Regions from separate parts of the Homo sapiens genome. Here region 1 is linked to region 2. The links are chromatin loops, found by intact Hi-C in ENCODE. Cell type or tissue: dorsolateral prefrontal cortex. All regions are shown on one strand. Each heading gives the region's core, and the rest is flanking DNA. Links, peaks and the distances in the headings are about the cores only.

Region 1 (11,788 bases), core at 3,789-8,788, 80 kb before region 2:
ACCTTCAAAGGTGATTATTTTTCTCCTGGAAACTCCAGGTCCATTCTGTTTAAATCCCTAAGAATGTCAGAATTAAAATAACAGGGCTATCCCGTAATTGGAAATATTTCTTTTTTCAGGATGCTATAGTCAATTTAGTAAGTGACCACCAAATTGTTATTTGCACTAACAAAGCTCAAAACACGATAAGTTTACTCCTCCATCTCAGTAATAAAAATTAAGCTGTAATCAACCTTCTAGGTTTCTCTTGTCTTAAAATGGGTATTCAAAAATGGGGATCTGTGGTGTATGTATGGAAACACATACTCCTTAATTTACCTGTTGTTGGAAACTGGAGAAATGATTGTCGGGCAACCGTTTATTTTTTATTGTATTTTATTTGGTTGAGGGATTTTTTTATAAACAGTTTTACTTGTGTCATATTTTAAAATTACTAACTGCCATCACCTGCTGGGGTCCTTTGTTAGGTCATTTTCAGTGACTAATAGGGATAATCCAGGTAACTTTGAAGAGATGAGCAGTGAGTGACCAGGCAGTTTTTCTGCCTTTAGCTTTGACAGTTCTTAATTAAGATCATTGAAGACCAGCTTTCTCATAAATTTCTCTTTTTGAAAAAAAGAAAGCATTTGTACTAAGCTCCTCTGTAAGACAACATCTTAAATCTTAAAAGTGTTGTTATCATGACTGGTGAGAGAAGAAAACATTTTGTTTTTATTAAATGGAGCATTATTTACAAAAAGCCATTGTTGAGAATTAGATCCCACATCGTATAAATATCTATTAACCATTCTAAATAAAGAGAACTCCAGTGTTGCTATGTGCAAGATCCTCTCTTGGAGCTTTTTTGCATAGCAATTAAAGGTGTGCTATTTGTCAGTAGCCATTTTTTTGCAGTGATTTGAAGACCAAAGTTGTTTTACAGCTGTGTTACCGTTAAAGGTTTTTTTTTTTATATGTATTAAATCAATTTATCACTGTTTAAAGCTTTGAATATCTGCAATCTTTGCCAAGGTACTTTTTTATTTAAAAAAAAACATAACTTTGTAAATATTACCCTGTAATATTATATATACTTAATAAAACATTTTAAGCTATTTTGTTGGGCTATTTCTATTGCTGCTACAGCAGACCACAAGCACATTTCTGAAAAATTTAATTTATTAATGTATTTTTAAGTTGCTTATATTCTAGGTAACAATGTAAAGAATGATTTAAAATATTAATTATGAATTTTTTGAGTATAATACCCAATAAGCTTTTAATTAGAGCAGAGTTTTAATTAAAAGTTTTAAATCAGTCCAATGTGTTTCATAATTATTTTTTAATTTTCTCCATGGTGCAGTGAAAACATCACATGAGAAAGCAGGAGACCTGGGTGCTAGTCCTGGCTACACTACCAGCTAGCAGAGGACCTGGGAAAGCTACTTCCCTGGATCTCAGTGTCCGTCTCTGCCTGTAGAATGAGATAAGTCTCTTCAAGACTGAAATGTATGGTTCTCCATTTTAATTATCAGTTAGGACTATTGATTACAAGTGAAAGAAAACTTAAATCTAAGAAAAATGGGATCTATTGGCTAACATAACCTGAAAATTCAGACACACAGCTGGATCCTGGGCCTCCAAAAAGTGTCATAAGGACACAATATCTTGCCAGTTCTCAGCTTCACTGTCCTTCGTGTGGCTTTACTCTCCCAGGTTCCTGTGATGGCAAATGGCAAGCTGCAATCCCAAACCCATTTTCTTCCAGGTTCAGGGAGAGTAGAGGGGTAAAAAAGAGCGCATGTCTCTCTCTTAATAGTCCTGTCCACCTTGGGTTGCACCTCACCTCGGTGCTCTGACTGGGTCACGTGCCATGCCTCCTTCAGTCACTGAGGCCAAGTGTCTCTGGCGCTCTGATCGGGCCTGGCTGAGTCCCGAGTCTAGACTGGAGTGGAGGTGCTGGGCTCCATCTGAGCACATGTACCTGGCTGGAGGTGCCAGGCCGGGGGGAAGTTCACCTGAAGAAAACTCTGGGGGTCTTTCCAGATGATGAGATGTCATTTGATTTGGGGCACAGTATTCCTAGTCAACGCTTCATTCCTTCAGGTCTGTACTCTATGATTCTGCATTATATGTGTGATCGTAGACCATTTGAACAGACAATAATATTTGGCAGCAAAATACCGTCTCGTTCTTACCTCATAGGCAATTTAAATTTTATGCACTTACGAGAACTTTTCACTCTCAGCAGGGGTAACTAATGGAGTTCAGAAAGCATTTAATGGCCTGCCTCCTGCACTGAAAGCTGCTCTGTGCAGCACAGAACTGTACTCAACCTGATTGAACTCCCACGGAGGGGTAGGCTTCCAAACGCAACTGAATTTCATTTTGGTGCAGCACCTTTCTGCCTCAAGGCCTTAGCTTTGATAGCTTTAGAAAATAATGGATATGGTAACACTATGCAGGTAAGACATGGTTTTACCAGTGGCTCAGAGATTTAAGCCCAATTGGCAGTGTTTGGTGTTAGAAGTAATCTTTATTTTTTGTAAGCTTCATACTAAGTACCCATTCACCAAATCAGAGGGAAATGAAGTATTTACCCCTAAGTTATGGATACTTGGCCTGGTTATTTTATGTATCTATGACTATATAGAATAATGGACTTAATGATTAGAACTCTTATATACTTAGCAAGTATTTATTTAATCACTTGAATAGCAGGCAGCAACTTTTCAGCTCTGATGATAGCCAGTTGTGAAAGACTAGGCATATTTTCCAAATCTGGATGATGAGAAATGCTTGGTAAGAAGTCCAGTTTGGACAGAATTGATTTGTAAGTCTAAAGACAGCAATTTTATGTCAGTTTTGAAGCCAGACTGCAATATTGCTACCATTGCTCACTTAATGGACAGGCTTTCTGGAAGCCTCTACTGAAAATAATCTTATCTGATCATAGGCCTCCCTTAATAAAAAACAAAACTATAATGTTGCTTCCTAATTTTCTCTGGGTTGCCTAAGAAATTCTTCAAGATTAAACTAACAGCCTGTAAGTGGTTTGACTTTCTAAACAAATGGATTATTTGAAAAATTTTAATGTATTGTTTATAACACATGCCAGACACTTCCTCACGCCTATAATCCCAGCACTTAGGGAGGCCAAGGTGGGTGGATTGCTTGAAGCCAGGAATTTGAGACCAGCCTGGGCAATGTGGCAAAATCCTGTCTCTACAAAAAATACAAAAAATAGCTGGAGGTGCTGGTGGGCACCCATAGTCTCAGTTACTTGAGAGGCTGAGGTGGAAGGATCGGTTGAGCCCTGGATAGAGGCTGCAGGAAGCCATGATCACAGCACTGCACTCCAGCCTGGGAGACAGAGCGAGACCCTTTCTCAAAAAATAATAATAATAATTAAAATAACAAAGCATGGAATATGTCTTTCATGGAGCTCTCTAAGTTTTGCTCATTTTTATTAAAAATACTGTTTGTGGAGGGTGTTGTAGTTAAGCTGCACTGTGGGCAGAGTGGACCTGCACAGGTCCACAGGACCTGTGTCCTGTGTCTCTACCAGTCATCATATATGTCACAGATTCTGTGGGGAAATATGTCTCTGGCATGCTAACTGGGAACAACTGGAACCTTTGCTCTCCCTACCATTGCAGCCTCCTCCTCCAGCAGTTGTAGGACTAGCGGCCCCACCACATGGGATGAGAGCCCTGTGGCGGCTGCCTCCAGCCCCTGCCTCCCAGGCAGCTCATTCTAGGAATGCTCCTTATTCTCTGGGAAGTTTCCATCCACAGCTCAACCAAACGTTTTTGGAATGTGATGTTTATAATTGTCACTTGTGCAAGTTCTATATGTTTGGTAACCTGAGTAAACCTTTGTTTATTGCAATACTATCAAGTATTCACTTCTCACAATTGAATTGGTTAGATACATATCTTAGGTTTTTAAATTTGATTATCATGGATTCAGTAGAGCCCATGTCTCTTCCTGTCTTTAGCTATATGCCTAGCTATCAGTGGGAATTGTCTGCTAACGACTATTACTCCATGGAACAGAAAAGATTACCATGGATCCTGTGCGGGAATATGTTTGAAAACATCCACAAAAATCAGTTTTTCTCATTTCTGCTCAAGGAAAGTTGTCAGAAAATTATGGAACCTTTCTGCTTTAAGTTGATGATGATAGAAGATGGGGCATTTATTAATTGCCTAAAAGAATTATCCTTGAAGTTATACTGAAAAATTTTTTTTAAGTTTTTTCAAAAACACTATAGTAAAATTAAATTTATTTTTTATTTATTTATTTTTTTTGAGATGAAATCTCACTCTTGTCCCCCAGGCTGGAGTGCAATAGCAGGATCTCAGCTCACTGCAACCTCTGCCTCCCAGGTTCAAGCGATTCTCCTGCCTCAGCCTCCTGAGTAGCTGGGATTACAGGTGCCTGCCACCATGCCCGGCTAATTTTTGCATTTTTAGTAGAGACAGGGTTTCACCATGTTGGCCAGGCTGGTCTTGAACTCCTGACCTCAGGTGATCCACCTGCCTGGGCCTCCCAAAGTGCTGGGATTACAGGCGTAAGCCACCGCGCCCAGCCAAGTAAAATTAAATATTCTTGTATTCTTTTTATATCTCTGGAAAAGTATTAAATACATTCTTCCAGAAAAACCTTCGCTGAAGGGCTTGGCTGGACTAGTTTCCCACAGCTTATCCTAGGGCCTCTGGGTAGAATTGTTTTTCTTTATTGTGTGGATAGATCAGACTCAGTACGGAGACCAACAGGCTCTCTGTCTTCTCCTCAGAAGCAACTGGGATTCTCCAGAGCAGTCATAAGGTGACAGAAAGGCCCCAGAACAGATGTTTCGTGTGTGACAGAGCCTCCAGGGAGACGACTCTGTTGCTTTAACAGTGCTAATGAGGCCAGGTTGCCAGTGGGTCCTCACCTGAGCCAGTTACTTATTTATATGACTCCATCTTATTCCTCAAAGGGTTTAAAGTGCCCTGTTTGGGCCAGGTGTCTTCACACTGAGAAAAGCGGCGTTCCACGGTCACAGCCAGGTGAGTGCACTCGCCCATCGGCATGGGCATCCGAGGAGAGCAGGGCTGTGGTGGGTAAAATGCGCTCTGCGAAACCTCGCCTCTAACTGCCTTGCTCAAAGCAACCTGCCACAGAGGTCAAGAGCGTCATTTACTCATATAAAGAACAGTTCTTTCTCCTCAACCCCTGAGAAGCAAAGCCACCGTAATAATTTTCACTATACATAGGAAAAAATTTTTGTAATCAAAAAACGAAACGAAATTCCTGATTCAACACATTCCGAGGGCTGTCCAAATCAACCTGGCAGTGACATCAGTGCTGGTGAAAACCACATTTTATGACTCTGCCTTCACTCGTCCTCCTGGGCATTTTTTATTCTTCAAATTGGAGATAAAAATAAGGGTTGGTCTCTCAAGGTTAGGAGGGAGAGAGCAGCATATGTTCTTCAAAAGACTCAATAAGATAATAGATTTTTTTAAAAGCTGTTGCTAGTGTAACTTACTTATAGTTTCAAAGGGCTTTTTTAAAATGAAATCTTTGCAAGCAATAGTAAAGAAATCTAGAACCCCCTGAGGTGATGGTTAGAGTCCTGTCACGGATTTAAATCTAATTATTAGCCTGAAAGTAAAAAGGAGAAAAAACCGGCCGAGTGTCAGCCCGGAAAACAATAATCGCCGTGGTGGTGTTCAGCAGCCCAGTTATTAGTGCCTTCAAGGATAGTTCACCGCATTTATTCTTGCCCTTGAAAGACAGCCACAGAAGCTTCGATGTTTTCTGATAATTGCTTCTTTTTCCATGGAGTAGAGGTGCTTCCTGTGCTCCTAGGTTTCATCTCTTCTGAGCACCTGATGAAAAGCATTGGCTGTCAGTGCAGGCACTTAGAAGAGAGGCAATGTGCACAGAGCCGAGTGCCCCAGCCTGCACTTCCCCACCTGTGTGACCTTGTGCACGTAACCTGACTTCTCTGTGCCTCAATGTCTTCATGTGTAAAATGGAGATTAAATGAGAGAAAGCATGTCAGGTGGGTAGCATGGTGCCTGGCTCAATGTAAGTTCTCAATATGTGTAAGCTGTTTATCTTTTTCCTCTTATTATACTTTGGCCAAGGTGGAAAAAGCTTACCATGACACAGTCTAGCGATGAACATAACATATGCTGGAATATGTATTTTCCTATGCTGGGTTATTGGCAAAGAAGCAAACAGGACACAAAATGACTAAGAATATAAAATAATATAACAAGTGCAGCTAAGTTGCAGACATGTTCATTCCAAGCACAATATTCATGTTAGGCCACCCTCCGGTTCCTTAATGAAAGCAGAGGACAGAAGGTGACATTTGGCATTGGGTAATCCTATTTGCCCTTTCCTGGAATGCAAAGAAGGTGGAAGGAAAGGATCCCACTCCTGTAGCACACACAGAGGCTTTGGGACCCCGTGCCTCCTGCCAACATCACTCAGCTCATTCATTTATTTATTCACGTCAGTGACAGATTCTCAAGACCTCTGAAAATATGTTAAGAGCAGGCTCTCCAATCACACCAGAAAGAATATGATTAAGAACTTAGAGCTGTCTTTAGGCTAATAACCAGCAGAAACTAAATCCAAGTATTTGGGAGTGAAGATGGTTGTTGAAAATATTGAGGCCTAGTAAATATTATTTAGCAAATGGAAGTATTTCAGTCGGGGGTTTTGAAAGGCTTAGGTTTATACTGTAATCAGCCTGCTCTCTTCTCTAAAATGATTAGAGTCCTTGTTCCATCAGTCCTCCTGAGTGGCTGCGGAACGCAGAAAAGGCAGCTGGTGACATGCTGTGAATTGGAAGTGGCTTCTATTTACCTCTTCTCCACCTACTCATATGGCCACGGATGGTGCCCAGTTCAAGCAGGAATAAAACACCACGCGAGGCTAACTGGCCTAAGTCCTTCGAGTGGAGCGCAGAAACTTGCTTTAAGAGAGCCTGATTAAAGGCCCCAAGTCCATTTTAAGGCATGGTTTTCTATTAAGCCTTTAATGCTTACAGAAGTATACATTTTCCATAGAAAGGGAACCTAAACTGTCCTAATATGTGGGCAGTTTAGCTCCTGACTCCCAACTTGGCCAGAGGTGTGGTGAATCAGCATGTCACATTCCACTAAAAGATGCTTCCCTGTTTATGTTTGTTTGGTGTTTAGGAATGTAATAACTATACTAGAGTTCTTTCTTAGGCTGTGGTCTGCCTCTGAGGGAACTGAAAGTGATGCAGAGAGCCAAAACCAGCATCATGATTCTATCAGAAAGCGTATGTTTGTGTCCTTCATTAGGAACATTGCCGTTCTATGCTACCGAATGAAGAGGATCTTATTGATACCTCCCTCTCGCTTCTGCCTCCAAACCAATCCCTTGCTTCCTTCCACCCAGAAATAAAAGGACACTCTGAGTTATGGCATTATCAGTGAATTTTCAGTGGGTAGGATGTTCTGAGCAGTGAAAACTATAAATAAATTGGTTCTACGCTGGAATTAGCTGTGGAGCCGGAAAGATAAACACAGGACAACTAATTGCAGCCGCACGATTAACAAGAATGTTGTTCTAAGGAGAGAAAAAGTCAACAGCATTAATGAAAATTAAGCAGTATCTCAATGGTACTAGTAAATAAATAAATATATGTCTATGTTTAATTAAAAGCAAGACCCAATTATGTCTCACTTCTTACTGAGCTACTTAAATCAAGACAGTCTAATGTTAAATGAGAAAAATCAACTCAGGACACTGTCATCTGCATTTAATCAAGACTTCTGTGTCTCACACAAGCTTTCAAGATGGGTAGCGGTAGGGGTGTGTGTTTAGGAGTCTCATGCAAACTTCCCATTGCCCTGCAGTGGACAGGTCTATAGATCTCCAGTTGGAGTACAGAAATCTTCTAGAAGAATTGTGACTGTAAAGCCACTTCTATAACTCTTACTCTGTGATTCTGATGCAAACATACCATTTTGGGTTAATATAAGCAAAGCTTGTATCTAGAACTATAGCTAAAAGTATCAATGTGGTGTTATTTTTTTTCTGACAATAAAAGCAATACATAAATGTGCAGCAAAATGTTTACTTAAGGTTTTGCTTCTTTTCAACTAAATTTGTTTAGTACACATTAAAGGTCAGATGTGGGGAAGATAGATTGGGGGTCAGGGGTTGTTTCTACCTGCTTTGTCTAAATACCTTACCGCAGTCAATGTCCTTAGTTGTTTTGTGTCTACCCCCATTAACTGAAAACCCAAGGTGAGAAAGTCTTCCTTGCTGAGTTTAGTGACAGTTCTCTCCCAGGTGAAGGGGATGGGGTAAGAGGCAGAAACCCCTGTCTCCAGAGGAATCTGAAGAGAGAGTGTGCTTTGATGACCCCGGGGGTGCAGGAAGGAAGTGGGGCCCAAGCAGGCAATGACTATGCCTGGCCCTGGAGTTGCGTACTTGGCCCTTACTGTATCATTTCTTGTCTCACTTCCTCTCACTTGTCAGGAATGTTGCCAGGACTGGTGAAAAGACAAGTGAGATACCACGCCAAATAAAGCCAAATCCTTGAAAGAAAGATGCGATGGTCTACAAATCAAAGTAATTTCTTCTTTCACTATTACTGATGCAAATGTCTTTCTTTTCTTCATCTCACAAGGTTTTTTTGGTGTGTTTTTTTTTTAAATCTTTCATGAAAGGCTCATCATTTACTGGCTCTCTTACCCTGGAAATAACATTATCAGAAGCTATTTATTGAGCATTTCTTCTGTGCTGGGCGCTATGCAAGGCCGAAGAATACAGTCAGGATCAGACACAGTCCCTCCAAGATGGGGTATATAAATTTAGTAAATTTCTTACTTTCTCTGAACCTTGATCCCCTCATTTATTACATAGGACATTTTTTAAAATAGTAATACATACATCCTGAATTTTTTTTCCTAAAACAGGGTAGTGCTGTGTCACCAAGGCTGGAGGGCAATAGCATGATCACGACTTACTGCAGCCTTGATCTCTTGGGCTCAAGCAATCCTCCTGCCTCAGCCTCCCAAGTAGCTGGGACTACAGGCATGCACCAGCACACTGGCTAATTTTTTTAAAACTTTTTGCAGAGACATAGAGACCGGGTTTTACTATGTAGCCCATGCTGGCCTCAAACTCCTGGGCTCTAGCAATCCTCCTGCCTTGGCCTCCCAAACTGCTGGCATTACAGGTGTGAGCCACCATGCCTGGCTCTGGAAATGTTTTGAGGACTACATAAAATAATGTATATAAAAGGGCCTAGCAGAATATAACTAGAAGCTCAACAAATGTTATACATTCTTCCCCCCCAGTCATAAGCAGGAAAACAAAAAAAATTAAATCCACACATTTCCCCATTTCTTAACAGTTTTTTTTTAAAGGGTGGTGTTGGGAGAAACTTGAAACTTTTGATTAAAAAAATAGCTACTTAGGATTAAATAGCAAATCATAGGTCAGAAATCACAGGACAAGCAATTCTTTAAGCCAAGCTTTCCCTGTCAGGATACCTTCCACAGGGGAGCAGCCCCTTCACTGGCAGTGAGAAAGGTGCTCATTTGAATATCAAGCAACGGACCAGTGAAAATTGGTAGAGAGCCATGGAAATGCTACTGCTAGGTCTGTCCCTCATGACCTGATAGGCTCTGTGGACATGGGCAACCCCAGACCCTGGTGACAAAATAAGCAACAGACCCGTTTCCGGGTGCATCTCAGGTGAATTCTGCTCACAGCCAGAGGAAAATGAGTGTTTCTGATTCTTCCTCTCCCTTCGTCAGCTTTTCCTCTGGCCTTGCCTAGGTCCCCAGGCTTAGTACTAAAGTCCCATCATTCAGTCAGTTCAAATCCCAACTAAACTCCAGAGATGGCTGGGAGGGGCTGAGTGTACTTGGTGGAGGCAGAGGCCAAAAAGCACAGTGGATGAAGCATCGGGTGGTGGGGTGGGAAACATGGGATCTCACCCCTTAGCTGTTGCTGATGAACTGGGGACCCAGATAAGATGCTGTGGCTTCCTGCATCTCAGCTTGTTTGTCTGTAAAATGAAGGACTTGGCCCAGATGTCTCAATGGCTCACCCAGCGCTATTCTCCTATCATCTCTCTCGGGAAGCTGGTCAGGTTTCCAGGATCACCTTTCTTCTCTAATCTCCACCCAGGCAAAGGCCAGAAAAGCGACCTTCAGAAGGAGCCAGCACCCCAGCTCCTGCCTCAGGGCGATATGAAGACCCCAGGAAGGAAATTATGCTGAGAAAAGGAGATCACACCTCTGTCCAGCCTGCACCGGCCCCTTGGCATGCCCTGAAGACACAAGGCCTAAATCAAGGTCAAAGACACAGCCCTCCTGGTTGTGAAGATTCCAAAGGCTCCCAGCTGCATGAGGAGGGTTACCCAGAATGTCAGATTTGGAGCAATTCAGCGAGAACCCTTCAAAATTCAGTGTGGTATGTGGAAGGTAAGAGGCAGACAGGCCACCAGGAGGTGGGTTTTATTTCGTGTGCACAAAGTTTTAAAAAATACATGTGCACCATTAAAAGGGAAAAAGAAGAAAAAGAAAAACAGCAAAAGCAGGAGACTCTACGTTTTTAAAAATCTGGATTTCCAGCTTCTTTTAAATAAAGAAGTAGAGGTTCTGGCTACACTGGGCCCACATTACTCCCCTCCCTGAACGGTGAGCTGGAGTTGCACAGCTTAGGTCCTCTTTGGGTAGAGTACATGCTTCCCAATTCTCCAGGGCTCCTTCCACTGTTGCTACTTCAGCCTATATTTTAGTGTTTTGCTTGTAGTGCAGAAATATTTCTCTGTGCTCATGAATCTACAAAATGTGAGAAAACAAAACATATACCCAGAGGACTGTGTGTTTTACCAGCAAGTGCAGAAAGCGCCTTTGTGGAAGCAAGGAATAGTGCTAATATTTACTATGCAAACCCCCGGCATGCACCACTCATTCTCATTACCTGCCTGGCTCTTAAGGGTATTTTATTTTGTAGCCTCTGCCTGGAAGACTTGGAAGACGGAAATCTGTAGATAGTCTGCAACTATTTATCCACCCATTTCTGCTTACATAGGTCATGGCAGAATTACCGTGGCACGCTACTTTGGCAAGAGTTCTGCTGTCTTTAGCCCTTGCATAGTTAATCACCTGCAGCAAACTTAAAGAATCTTATCCATCGGTCTTCAAAGGGGTAGGAATTTGAGAGACCAACCTTTAGCTCTTTTGCTTGGAATACTAATAACATGAATTTCTACAATGGTCTTCTCCATCTTTCATATACATGAGGAAGTTCAGGCTCAGACAGATAAATGACTTGCCCAAAGGGTGAAACTGGAGTATTAGCTGGTCTAGAAAGAAGGTTGGGAAGGAAACATTTCCTTACTCCTTCACCTGGGGAAAGCAAGTTGCCCTTCCCCACACCCTCTTCTGTCCCCCAGCATGCATACAATATGTACACACACTAGCCCACTGGTTACAGGCTGGCTAGCTTCTCCCAGCCTCTCTCCAGAGGGTCACCCTCATCTAGCAGATGTGGGCAGGAAGAGAAGTCCACTTGTGCTTGCTGCCAGAGGAGATGGCCACTGCCAATTGAGGCTGATCATGAAGAGTGGGTTCCTGGAGTCCTCAGCAGAGCACTGGCTATTCATGGACAAGGACAGGTGAGAAGCCCTCCTGTTTTCTGCCTCTGGCTCTGTAGTGTTGCCTAGTTCGCATCAGATGGGGAAGGAGCTAAATACTCATCCCAGCTCAGAAGTGGAACTGAGACTGCTCCGCCAGGGCGCAAATAT
Region 2 (11,788 bases), core at 3,142-8,141:
AAGCAGGTATATTTTGCAATGTCAGAAAACCTGTTAGCTGATTATGTTCTGCGACAGAGTTCAGAGGACATTCCATTTACCAAAGTTAAATGGGATGCACTAGGGAGACCAGTATTGTTAAGAATCTCGGTCGTGGCTGACCTCTGTAGATCAGGATTGATTTTGGAAGATGCTGTCCCCAAAATGGGCTTTCAGATAGCAAAGCACTGATAGATGCCTAAAACAAAATAGAGAACAGATGGTAGCACTTAGCTATCAAAAGCAAGGTGAGCTCAATCACTGTAAAGAGTGGCCAGGCTGGGGGAGGGTGGTATGACTCACATAGTGCTATAGAGACAGTTAATAGAAAACAGCGTTTCCAGGGTCAAGATACAATGAACAGGCAACGTGGTTATTTCTCAATCTACACAACAAAAAGAAACAAAGGCTGAGGGCTGCTGTCCCAATAAAATGTCACAGTTTCTTGCTGAGTTTCTGTACCTGGTCCTGTTCTCAACCCTGAGCCCACATGACTGAAGGAAAGGCTGTGTCTCATCAGAAAGAGACTGCAAAATCATGGCAAGTTTTAATTTTTAATGATTCTTCCTGTCCTTCTCCAAAAGGATCTACAATCATCTACTTAGGTAACAATGTACTGGGGAAAGGGGAACACTTAAGCCTTTCAAGAACTGAGTGTTAACATTAACACCTGGGGGCCCAAAGCATCATCAGGTACACACTCATACACACACACACACACATACACACACACAAACACACCTATTTTAAAGGGTGCAAATGAGGACTCTGGATAAAAATTGGCTCATAGTAGATCAACTACGTGTATGGGCCCAACCAGTGGTCATTTCCCTAGTTTCTGAATACCTAATTAGAAGAAGCAATTGACAGAACCCCTCTATTGGTTTTCTGGCCTATAAGGTAAGAATTATAATGGGAAAGCCCAAAGAAGCCTCTGATACTACTCCATCAACTCTGGACAACACATTAAATCAAAAACAATATTGCATCCTGGAGGAAATGACAGAGATTAGAGTCCATCTTGAAGATCAAAAGGATGCAGGGTTAGAAGCCACACCCTATCCCTATTTAATTGACCAGTCTTACATCTATAAAAGCCATGTGGCTTCTTGGTATGAATTTTTGGGCAACCGACAATTCTACCAAGTAGCAGCCCCAATTGTAGCTGCTGTACAAATTGTGGTGTCTTTGCTAGAGCAAGTTAACACGGTGTCTAATACATGCTGTGAAACTGATAAGAAATACACATATTGGTTTCTGCCAGCAGTCCTTGGCACAGAGCTCCTCAAGCCTTCATAATTTCCTGATGAATAGGGGTGCTACAAGCATCTTGTATTTTAATATTTGGTCTTTGACTCTGGATCCTGACCCAGCGCTCCTAAGTCCTTTGGCATTTTCTGGGCGACAGGAGCTTCTTTTGCTCTAATAAGGTGACTCTTGGTGGGCTTTTGCATAGCCTCAAGATAAGAGCCAGTTATCAGGGAACCAACTATGGGATTAGAAGGTTGGAAGTTTCAGCCCCAGCCCCTGACCTCCAGGGAAAGGAGAGTGGCTGAAAGTTGAGTTCATCACTAATGGTCAATGATATAATCAATTATGCCTGTGTAATGAAGCCTCTATAAAAACCCAAAAGGACAGGGTTTGAGTGGGCATACAGATAGCAGAACACATGGAGATCCCTGGAGGATGGTGTGCCCAGAGATGGCATGGAAGCTCCTCCTCTCCCATTCCTTGCCCTGTGTATATCTTCCATCCGCCTGTTTCTTTGTAATATCCTTTATAGTAAACCAGATAGCATAAGTAAGTATTTCCCTGAGTTTTGTGAGCTACCCTAACAAATTAGTTGAACTCAAGGAGGTGGTCACAGGAGCCCTGATTTACAGACAGTAGGTCAGAAGCAGAGGTCAGACAACCTTGAGCTTGTGATTACCATCTGAAGTGTGGGGCAGTCTTGTGGGACTGAGCCCTCATCCTGTGGGATCTGTTGTTGATTGTTGAGTGGGAGAATAGAAAAAGCCCTTTGGTTTGGTTTTCTCCTATACACCACACATGGCATGCAGCCATTGATCTGCACTGAAATGAACAGCAATATATACTTATGATCTTGCCCCAGGACTATGTTAACTCTTTCCCTCTCTCCTAGTATAGTGACCAGACCAGTAGCTCCTGAGAACCATACATTTCTCCACTTTAAGCAGGAAGTCACAAGCATTTTGGAGGACTTGGTGAGACATATGAATTGCAGAATGTGGAAAATACATCTAATGAAGATTGAGGGCCCTGAAATATCAAGGAAATTTCTTGATGGGGTCTAGTGGTTTGGGCATGCCATGACAACCCTCTCAAGGCAAAGAACAAAGTATTGTATATTACCCCTCCCACCACTAAGGAGGAAGCATAATGCCTGGTGGGCCTTTTTAGGTTCTGGATGTAGCATATTACATACTTGGTAACAGTGCTCAGACCAAGTGTTCATTGCTATGTTCAAAACATAGCTTAAAACAATAATCATTTTATTGGTAGTTTCTGTGGGAATCCAGGAATTCAGGAAGGTGTCATTCAAGTGAATCTGGTTTGAGTCTCTTGTGTACTTGCAGTCAAACACTTGTTGGACTTAAAATAGTGGGAGACGAAAGAAGACAGCCAGAGAGAGGAAAGGAAGACTGGAGCCGCTGAGAACTGGCCAGAGTCCCCTCCCGCTTTCCCCCTTCCTTTCTCTCTCCCTCCCCACTGTAGTCTCAGGATCTCTCCAGATAGTCTCTCCACATGGACTAGGTTGGGCTTCCTCATGACATAGTAGCTGGGTTTCAAAAACAAACATTCCCAGAAGGCAGGGTTGAAGTTGCTTGGTCTTTTCTAACCTAGCCTCAAAAATCATGCAGCATTACCTCTACCATTCTCCATTGGTTGGAGATGTCACAGACCCCATTCAGACCCCTGGGAGGGGGACATAGGCACCACCTTCTGATGAATGGAGGTTCAAAGGATTTGGGGGCCATTTTTGGAAACTGCTATAGTATGATACACTGGAATCAGCACCAATTCTAGAAAAATCTTGGCATGTGTCTTGGCTCTACCATTTTCTGCTTGTGTGGTTATGACCTATAATCTCTCTTTGCTTTAGTTTTCTCAATAGCAATATGGAGGATGACAATGCTTTTTAATAAAACTCCTTTGAATGCAAGGAATAGAGACTCATTCGTATTACCAAGGGTTGCCAGAAAAAAAGAAAAGCAGACTAAAAGCAGGAACTACAGCTGTCCCGGAACTGGAGGTGGATCTTCATGACCTTAACAGTAGGAGGTCATGGAATCTCACTCTAGTGCTCTTGAATCTATCTGACTTGGCTATTCTCTACCTTTCATTTTCTCCCTCCTACTCCCTAATCACCTTCTGCTGTCTCTTTGTCTCTTCCTTATCACTTCCGCTGACTCATAGTTTTTGCTCTTAGAACTTCAGCTAGCATCATGGCCTCTGCCACATCTCTCTACATTAAGACATTTCAACATCAGCTCTCACCACTCTCTTACTCTTTGGGAATTTCTTGGTTCAAATTCTCAGGAAAGGGATAATTTGCTGGCCTCAGAGTGGATTGTGTTTGGGTCACATCCTTTTCCTGTTCATTTAGCAACCACTCTTGTGTAAAGAATAGCTTAGCTCTTAGCAATTCAAGATGTAAGGAAATACAAGCACGCCAGCATATTAATGTATATTAGCTGGCATAGTCCAGTGGAAATGTCTACCTCAAAGGACTGTGGTGTGGATCAATTTAAATAAGGAAAGTAGGAGGTACTATAAAATACAAAACATATTAAGGAGATGTGATGCCAGGTTTTAAACACTGCTGTGGTTTAAATGTGTTCCCAAAAAGTTCATGTGTTGGCAATTTGGTCCCCAGTGCAACAGTTTTAAAGGTGGAATCATTTGGGGGTAATTAGGTCATCATGAATGGGTTAATCCATTAGTGGATTAATGAATTAATGAATCAATGGGTTATTGAGGGAGTGGGCTAGTTATCATGAGAGTCGGTTTGCTGTAAATGCCTTCTTGGCTGTCTCTCACGAGCCCTCTTGCCATGTGATGCCCTGTGCCACCTCGAGGCCTGCAGAGAGTCCCAGCCAGCAAGAAGGCCCTCATCAGATGTGGCTCTTAGACCCTAGGCTTCCCAGACTCCAGAGATGTATAAAATATATTTTTTTAAATAAATTACCCAGTCTGTTGTATTCTGTTATAGCAATGCAAAACAGACTATGACAAACATACATTTAAATGTATCCACAGATTTATTTTGTAATAATCAATACATCAAGTTAACATCCTTGGTAATTAGCCCAGCAAATTGATATTTATAGATTAATGTTTTGTTTCCACAAATGATCATTGCAACCATTCTTCCTTAGCATCCAGCCATATGCTAGCTATGTCAGGACCTCCACCAGTTGAGACTGAATCTTGCAAGTCTCAAGCAATTAGGCATTCAAATGAATGCTGTGCTAATATATAGATTTTAGCATTGTATTTTCTTGGGTTCTTTTTAAAAAGGGGAAACTCAAAAATTATTCTTTGTTCAATAATAAAGGCTTGACAATGCATCTGTTTCTAAGTGCATGCAGTATCTACTCAAATCTGTATTGGAAAATTACACTGTAAATGCTTTGTAGGCTTTTTTTTTTTCTTACTCATTTTCAGTCTCTCACAGTCTCTCACTTCTTAATCAATTCCTATTTTCTCAACACAGACTGCATTGCCACCAAGCTATCAAGTAATAACTTTTTTAGAACTCAGAATGAAAAGAAAAAGCCCAACCAAACAAACAAACAAGAATGAAGCTTCAGGAACCCTTTTCTCCTGTACCGGTACACGAAGTCATCCATCTCTGCCACAGTGGTGGTTGAATTCAGATAGGCACCTGATATGCTGATTGAAATTTTTTAGTTCAAGGTTTTTTAAGAATCTAAAATAAATTTCCTTTTCCTTGTCTTCAGGAAAGCCTACAAGTACCAAATCCAATTATGAGAAAAATGTAATTTCCCTTTTGGTCTATGACACAGCACAACAGTTATCTGTGGATGTTTAAAAAAATGCATGAAGTAGGATTCTCTTGGTTCACACCAGATAAAGTCCCCAGGAAAGTGATCCATAGTTGGCATCATTTGCTGACATTCATGTGTGATTCAACACCTCTAGACAATGATTTGGGGGAATCTGTTTTTCTATTATAAGCCAGACTTTGTCTTCTTGATAGAAACTGAAAGGATCAGCATTCCCAGCTTTTAAAGTAGATGCTTCCTGTGAGACCCAGCGCCCAGAAGCCACTCACAGACCCTTGCGGGTGTCTCTTCACATGCTGTTCAGTGCCATTGTAGAGATGAGGCATCCAGGTGACTGACGAATTTCTCACTTGTCCTCTGGCTGCTTTTGCATCTGTGGATACAGTCTCTGTATTTATAGGCGTGATTAGATTGAGAATTCTTGGGTCAACCACTCACAGATTGTATCAAAAACAATCAATCTAGTTTGACTGTCTTAACATTTTGGCTATTTTTGTTGTTAAGGCAAGCAGATCTGATGAAGTGTTCACTCCTTAGTTTGATGTTCAGCAATTGTCTGTCATGGTTCTGAAGTTGGAGGGAAAAAAAAGTAAAAATCAACTGTCAAAACAGTCAATCCAGTCGTGAATTTCTCCCTGACACCAGAGAGCATTGCTTCTCTTCTCCCTCCCCCTTTCTTCCCTCCTCCTCCTCCTTTCCTTGGGTCTGTCCCTCCCACAAACAGTTTCTCTTCTCCAGTGATGTTGATAAAAGGCAGAGAAGGAAGATATTTTAGGTTTGCAAAAGCTTACATTCTCCTCAAAGATTTCCCTTTCCTTTGTTTCGATGTTGATTATCTTTTGCTATTGAGTAGTACTGAAAGGATGGCTACACTGTATGTATGGAAAATGTGTATCTTAATGGAGAATTTAGGCAGAAGTGTCCTCTGCTTTCTCTTTCAAGATGAATTCCACTTTTCAGGGCGCACAGTTCCAAAGCCAGTGAGAGGGAGGCGGCTGGCTTGCAAAATCCTTTCCTGTCCCTGAGCCCGCTCCAACCTCCTTGGAACAGAAGAGCTCTGAGTCTGGCCCTGGTGTGGGATGTGGCTGGCTTTCCAAGTTGGGAAATGTGTTAGTAATTACTTTTTACTGCTGTCTCCATTTGTGTTTCCAGACTTTTCCCCCTCAGCCGGTGTTTTTCTCCACCCAGCTTCCTATGTCATTCTCACTGCTAATCTAACCTTGGCTCCTTTCCTCCAGAAACGTTTGACCTTGTGCAAGAACTTGGCATCCACTTCTGTCCTCCTTCTTCCCTAGAAGGGAAGCGCTGGACTGGGATCATTAGCATGAGCAGGCAGTGCTGCCAGCTGCCCGCCTGTGTCCTCTGGGCTCCGGCTGGTACAACAGTAGCCCCCATTTTCTGAGCAAAAGGGTGGTGGCCACTGGTTGTCAGGAGACCTTGTCCAACATTTTGTTTCAAGATGGTGTTACCAGGGATGTGGACTAAGTAATTAGCTCCTTTAATTGAAGGAACTTACAGGAAAAAATGTAGAAGCAATAAAACCTCTTTAGTTCACACATCCTTGCTTTGGATTTGAAAGAGCTCAGTCGATATTTTTTATGAAGACATGATACTCTGCATTAATTTGAATCTGGAAAGGGTTACAAGGAAACTGGGAGTTGTTTAACCTGCTTAAGAGAACAAACTTTGCAATCACTTAAGAAATGCTCACATTTCTTCCTTCTGTTGATAAGCTGATTACATACCACTTTTATCTTTCCATTAATTAAGTCCCCAAGGACAAATACCATGCATAGTTTTATAACTGAAATACCATCATATAGATACTTGAAATTAATACTACTTCAGTTCTTTAAAAATACTCCACAATTCCATATTTTCACTAATTCAGTCCAAACTTTCTTGATTAAACTGAACAAGTGTGATTTTACCATATCTGTTTGTGAGTGTATGTTCCTGGAGTTTATAGAATATAGCTATTTTTGTAAAATGCCTTAGGTTATAGGGATTTGGTATAGAGCTGGAAATTGGTTGCGTAGGGATGGTGATAGAAGCTGAGGGTGGGAACAGTGACTAGTCATTTACAGTACGCATTCAATATAACCCAGACTATGAAGGGGTATACGAAGTACAAAATTGTGGATAATCTATTCTATTCCTTTATTTATTGGACGGGGAGAGGGAAGAAACTTACAGGAGGGAGCAACTGTATGGGTCCAAGTGATAAGGTCTTTATATATTAGGAGATTCATATCCAGAGATAGGATTTCTCCATCTCATTCCTCTCAGATAAATGAAAAATCGGACTGTTTTTCTGATAATGAGATTTTTCCCTACCCCTACGTTGGAGGACTAGCTTTTTAGTTCAACATAAGCTTTCAGTAATGCAGTATACTACATATGGCCAGAAAGAGTGGATGTGGGAGCAAAAGCATCAGCTCTAGAGCTAAAGCCCTGGCTTGCATACTGGCTTTCCCAGTTATAAGCTGTAAGATCTTCAGTGTATAAATTATAGTAAGTCAAAACTTTGTCGTAGAAAAATACGAAGATACACGTAAAATTTTATTATTAATGAGGGAAGCATTAGGATTTTAAAATTGATTCCAGAATCAAAAAGACTAAATGTATATTTACAGATAGATAAATAGGTAGATAGATAATGTCCTCTGACATTATACTTTTTATTGAACAGAAATCATTTGCATTTTTATCAAACAAAAATCTACCAGCTAACCACAGATTCATAGACTCTCGTCCTAATCAATAGTAAACAGTAAATCAAACAAAGGTGTAGTCTCCAATAGAATTAATAATCCCCTGGGCCCAGTTTGATATTGAAAGGATATATAGGCATCTTTTTGCCTATTTTCAGGTTTGAGGTAATGTTTTTCAACAGGAGGTAGGGCAAATTACTTCATCTCTCTGAACCTCTGAAAAAAGAATATAACAACATCTACCTTACAGGTTGCTGCAAGATTAGCAGAAAATCAAATATCTAAAGCACCTCCCATGTCAACCTAAATAGCAGAGAGAGGCTCTCTAAAAGAAAATTATGTTTATTTGGGAATCGAGTATTGCAATGGGAATACACGTGCCATAGTAAATTATATGCGTATTAAGGGAAGTAAAGGGAGACAAGGGTTTTTAAAGAAGAAATGAGGAGGACTATTACAGAATTGTTTTGAGGCAATTATCCTTGGCTACAAAAATCAATAACAAGGTGGCGCCTGTCTGAGGTTGACAGGCAGTTGCTGGGCAGATGTCCTTGCAGAAGTATTTTTTGTGTAAGGTTATGGTGGCTTTTGCACAAAGTTGTGGTTTTTGCAGAGTCTTTTGTGGTGGTTTTATTTTTGGGCATACGAGCATGAGAACCCTCTCTTCATAGCCTTCTCCAGCTATATATGTTAGGGTTTTTTGTTTGTGTGTTGGTTTTTTAACATGACTGACTCCATTCTGATTCTGACAACTTTCACACCTACAATACCTCAATAAAGGGTAATTCTCACCTCTTCCTGTATTCTCCTTACTCCAGGTTATCTGACATTTTGCCAATCAGTTCTCTTTCAATTGGTGCTTTCACATATAACCAAAATAATAACTGAAGACTATGATGATAACACTGAGATTCTTCGCAGTCACTGTGTCATTACAGATAAAACTGTGTTTTCAGCATAGTATCAATGTTAGGTGTAATTGATTATGGTCTGCATTAAAAAAAAAACTCATTATCCATGGACATTGACTTAGTTGAAACAAAATAGTTAACCAAAACCATATCTTCCAGATTATTAAGCATAAAGGAAAATTCTAGCAAGGGTTTTTACCTGGAACACCAACTTGAATTCAGAAGTGCCTTTGTCAAGCAGTAGATTTGAACAAATGTTCTCTACATCTCCTTCCTATTCTAGGATTTTATAAAAAATGTGTAGAAAGGATACCTAAAAAAAATAATATGCAGAAAGGAGAAAGCCCATGCATTTTAATCACCAGGAAAAAGAACTACAATAGTGTATTAAAAATAATGAAAGTGGTGATCATATTTTTATTTCTTCAAAAACATGTAATTATGAACAATTACAAATATATACAAAATTAAAAAAAAAAACACTCAGGTACCCACTACCCAGATTTAACACATCTTAACATTTTGCCATGTCTCCTTAAGGTTTTCTTTTTCTTTTTTTTTTTTCATAAATAAAGAAAATAAGATAAAGCTAAACCTCTCTTCCTGTCTATTTCCTCCTGTAAACACATCTAATAGCATTAATTTAAGCGTACCCTTAGAATGACCCTATCTGGCAGATGCACCTGAATGTGTGCTCTGAGTTAGAGAATCCAGGAGTGACCAGCCCAGAGATTCATTCCTTGTCTATGAGGAACATCTGAGCCCCCTGCCTGTCCCATGGAACACGGGCTGTTAGGGAATTGAGGCCCTGAGTTTTGGGTTAAATGAAGGTTGCCAGATAAAGGTCGTTAGGGGGAGGGTATTAAGTGAAGATGCCGTATCAGCTGCATGCTGTTTGCAAGTGGTTGTGGTTTTCCTGTCCAGCCCACCACCACTTGACAGTATGTAAGCCTCCAATAAAACCCCATGTTTTGTATGTAAGCCTCCAGTAAAACCCCATGTTTTGTATGTAAGCCTCCAGTAAAACCCCATGTTTTGTATGTAAGCCTCCAATAAAACCCCATGTTTTGTATGTAAGCCTCCAGTAAAACCCCATGTTTTGTATGTAAGCCTCCAGTAAAACCCCATGTCTTGTTTGCTGGCTCCCAGTCTCTTCTTCAGCCTCTTGAATCTGGTGCCATCCCTACTGAGGTTGATAGGGGTTTGGCACGACACCTCCCTACTCCCCTATCTCCCAAGAATTACCATTATTCTGAAGCTGATCTATGCATGGCAATGTTATGTGCCCATAACAATAGATAGTAAGATTTTATGAGATTTTGGGATCTGTCCAAGTGCTGTCATGCGGTATACATCCTGTTCAAATTACCTGTTTTTCACTCAACATTTCTTTTTGAACTTTATCTGTTCAGACACATCTAGATGTATTAGATGCATTCCAAAATGTAATTATCTCACAATTTATTGAACCATTTCTTTACTGAGTTATTTCCTTCAGTGTTTTGCTATAGCAACTCTGCCAACACTACCTTTATATACACAAAGGGTTTCCTAGATTATAGGGAATGTATATCTTCTACTTTAGTAGATATTGCCAAATTGCCCTCCAAAGTGATTATACTGATTTATCTGTTTACTAACATGCATATTTTCATGTAATTTTGGCTATGTGCCTTTTTGACGAGTTGGCTTTTCATAATCTGTGCCCGTTTTCCTATTGGATTGTTTCATAGTGATTTGCAAATATATATATATATATATTCTTTTGATGGTTGCATGCATTGAAAAGATTTTCTCCTTGTATTTGGGTTGTACTTTTAATTAGTTCATTTAATATGTATTATTTTAACTTGAATGTAATCAATGTTTCTATCTTGAGAGGTAGTATAGAGCCAGAATGCCTGGGTTCAACTGACACCTCTACCACTTACCACACAAGATATGGAAGATAATAGTCTCTCTAGGCCTCTGTCTTTTATGAAGATTATAATAATAACTGCTTCATAGGTTTTCATGAGAATTACAAGAGTTAGTTAGATTATATATTCAGAATATTGTATAGTACATAGAATAGCTTAATAAATATTGGCTTATTATTATTTTACTTTATGGTTTGTACTTTTTATGTCTCATTTAAGAAACACTTATCTTCCCTGATATAAAAACATTTTTCTTAAATTTTCTATTAAAAGTTTTAAAATTTTGCTTCTACATGGATCCATCTGGAATTTATTTTTAAGTGTAGTATGGGTAGGAAGTCTATTTTTTTCTCACATGAATAGCCACTTTTTAGCAGTATTTATTGATAGCTTAACTTTTTCTCATAATGCTACCTCTGCCATGGACTCCCCAAATATTTATGTTTTGACAATGGAGTCTCAATTCTACTCCAATGGTCTATTTGTCAATAGCATACTGTTATATTTTCTGTAGCTTTATAACACACCTGCAGATGTGGTAGTATGAGTCTTCCCTCCTTATTCTTCTTCTAAATTTCCTTGATTATTCCTGGCCGTTTTCTCTTACACATGAATGTTAGGACCAGGTTGTCAAGTTCTGTGGAAAGTTTCACTAGTTCACTTTGGATTTGAGGGAGGTTCAATTACAAGGCTGTATTTTAAGGAAGTTCATTTGCACTACATGGCAGGCAGTGTGTTAAGTGGAAAGAGCCCAACTAAGATTTGAAGACTTGGGTCATAATTTGCAACTATCCAAGCTCCCGTGGACAAGCCCCTTCTTAACTCTGGGCTTCAGTTTCCTCACCTGTAGAACAGCCTAGCTCTTGATCATACAATAGCAGACCAAAACCATGCTTCTCAGAGAATAACTCCTGGAAGCGCTGCCTCAGCATCACTGGGGAGTTCCTTAGAATTGAAAAATAGAATCTGAGTCTTGAGGATGGAGCCCAGAAATCAGCTCCCCAGGTGCTTCTTCGGCATGGTGGATGGGTAATTTAATGTGTCAGTTTGGCTAAGCTACAGTACCGGGATATTTGTTCAAACATTATTCTAGAATTTTCTATGAAGAAATTCTTCAAATAAGATCAACATTTAAATCAGTTGGACCTTGAGCAAAATAGATTGCCCTCCATAAT

Evidence for each region. Hi-C counts contacts between places; a loop is a spot of excess contacts. Peaks named below come from ENCODE experiments on the same cell type or tissue, not always from the same donor. Only the 100,000 strongest peaks of a DNase experiment are listed, where the experiment ranks them.
Region 1: a loop joins it to region 2, with 2.6 times the contacts of the local background. A loop is called at or near these places in 2 of 110 quality-filtered maps.

The regions. Positions count from the first base shown.
Region 1 is chr3:108,032,605-108,044,392 of GRCh38, reverse strand. LOC124906265 (a long non-coding RNA gene) reads left to right here and starts at 4,466. Exons shown (of 3, transcript XR_007095995.1): 1 at 4,466-5,036; 2 at 5,821-8,595; 3 at 10,165-11,788. CD47 (CD47 molecule) reads left to right here. Exons shown (of 11, transcript NM_001777.4): 11 at 1-1,302. In dorsolateral prefrontal cortex, for the core only: no CTCF peak of the experiment used is centred there; no DNase peak of the experiment used is centred there; H3K27ac peaks cover 2,130 bases.
Region 2 is chr3:107,951,686-107,963,473 of GRCh38, reverse strand. No RefSeq gene overlaps it. Among named protein-coding and RNA genes, the nearest start is that of LINC00636, 74 kb to the right of the region's middle. RefSeq lists a silencer at 9,445-9,645. In dorsolateral prefrontal cortex, for the core only: no CTCF peak of the experiment used is centred there; DNase peaks (open chromatin) are centred at 6,103 and 6,413; H3K4me3 peaks cover 1,475 bases; H3K27ac peaks cover 2,654 bases.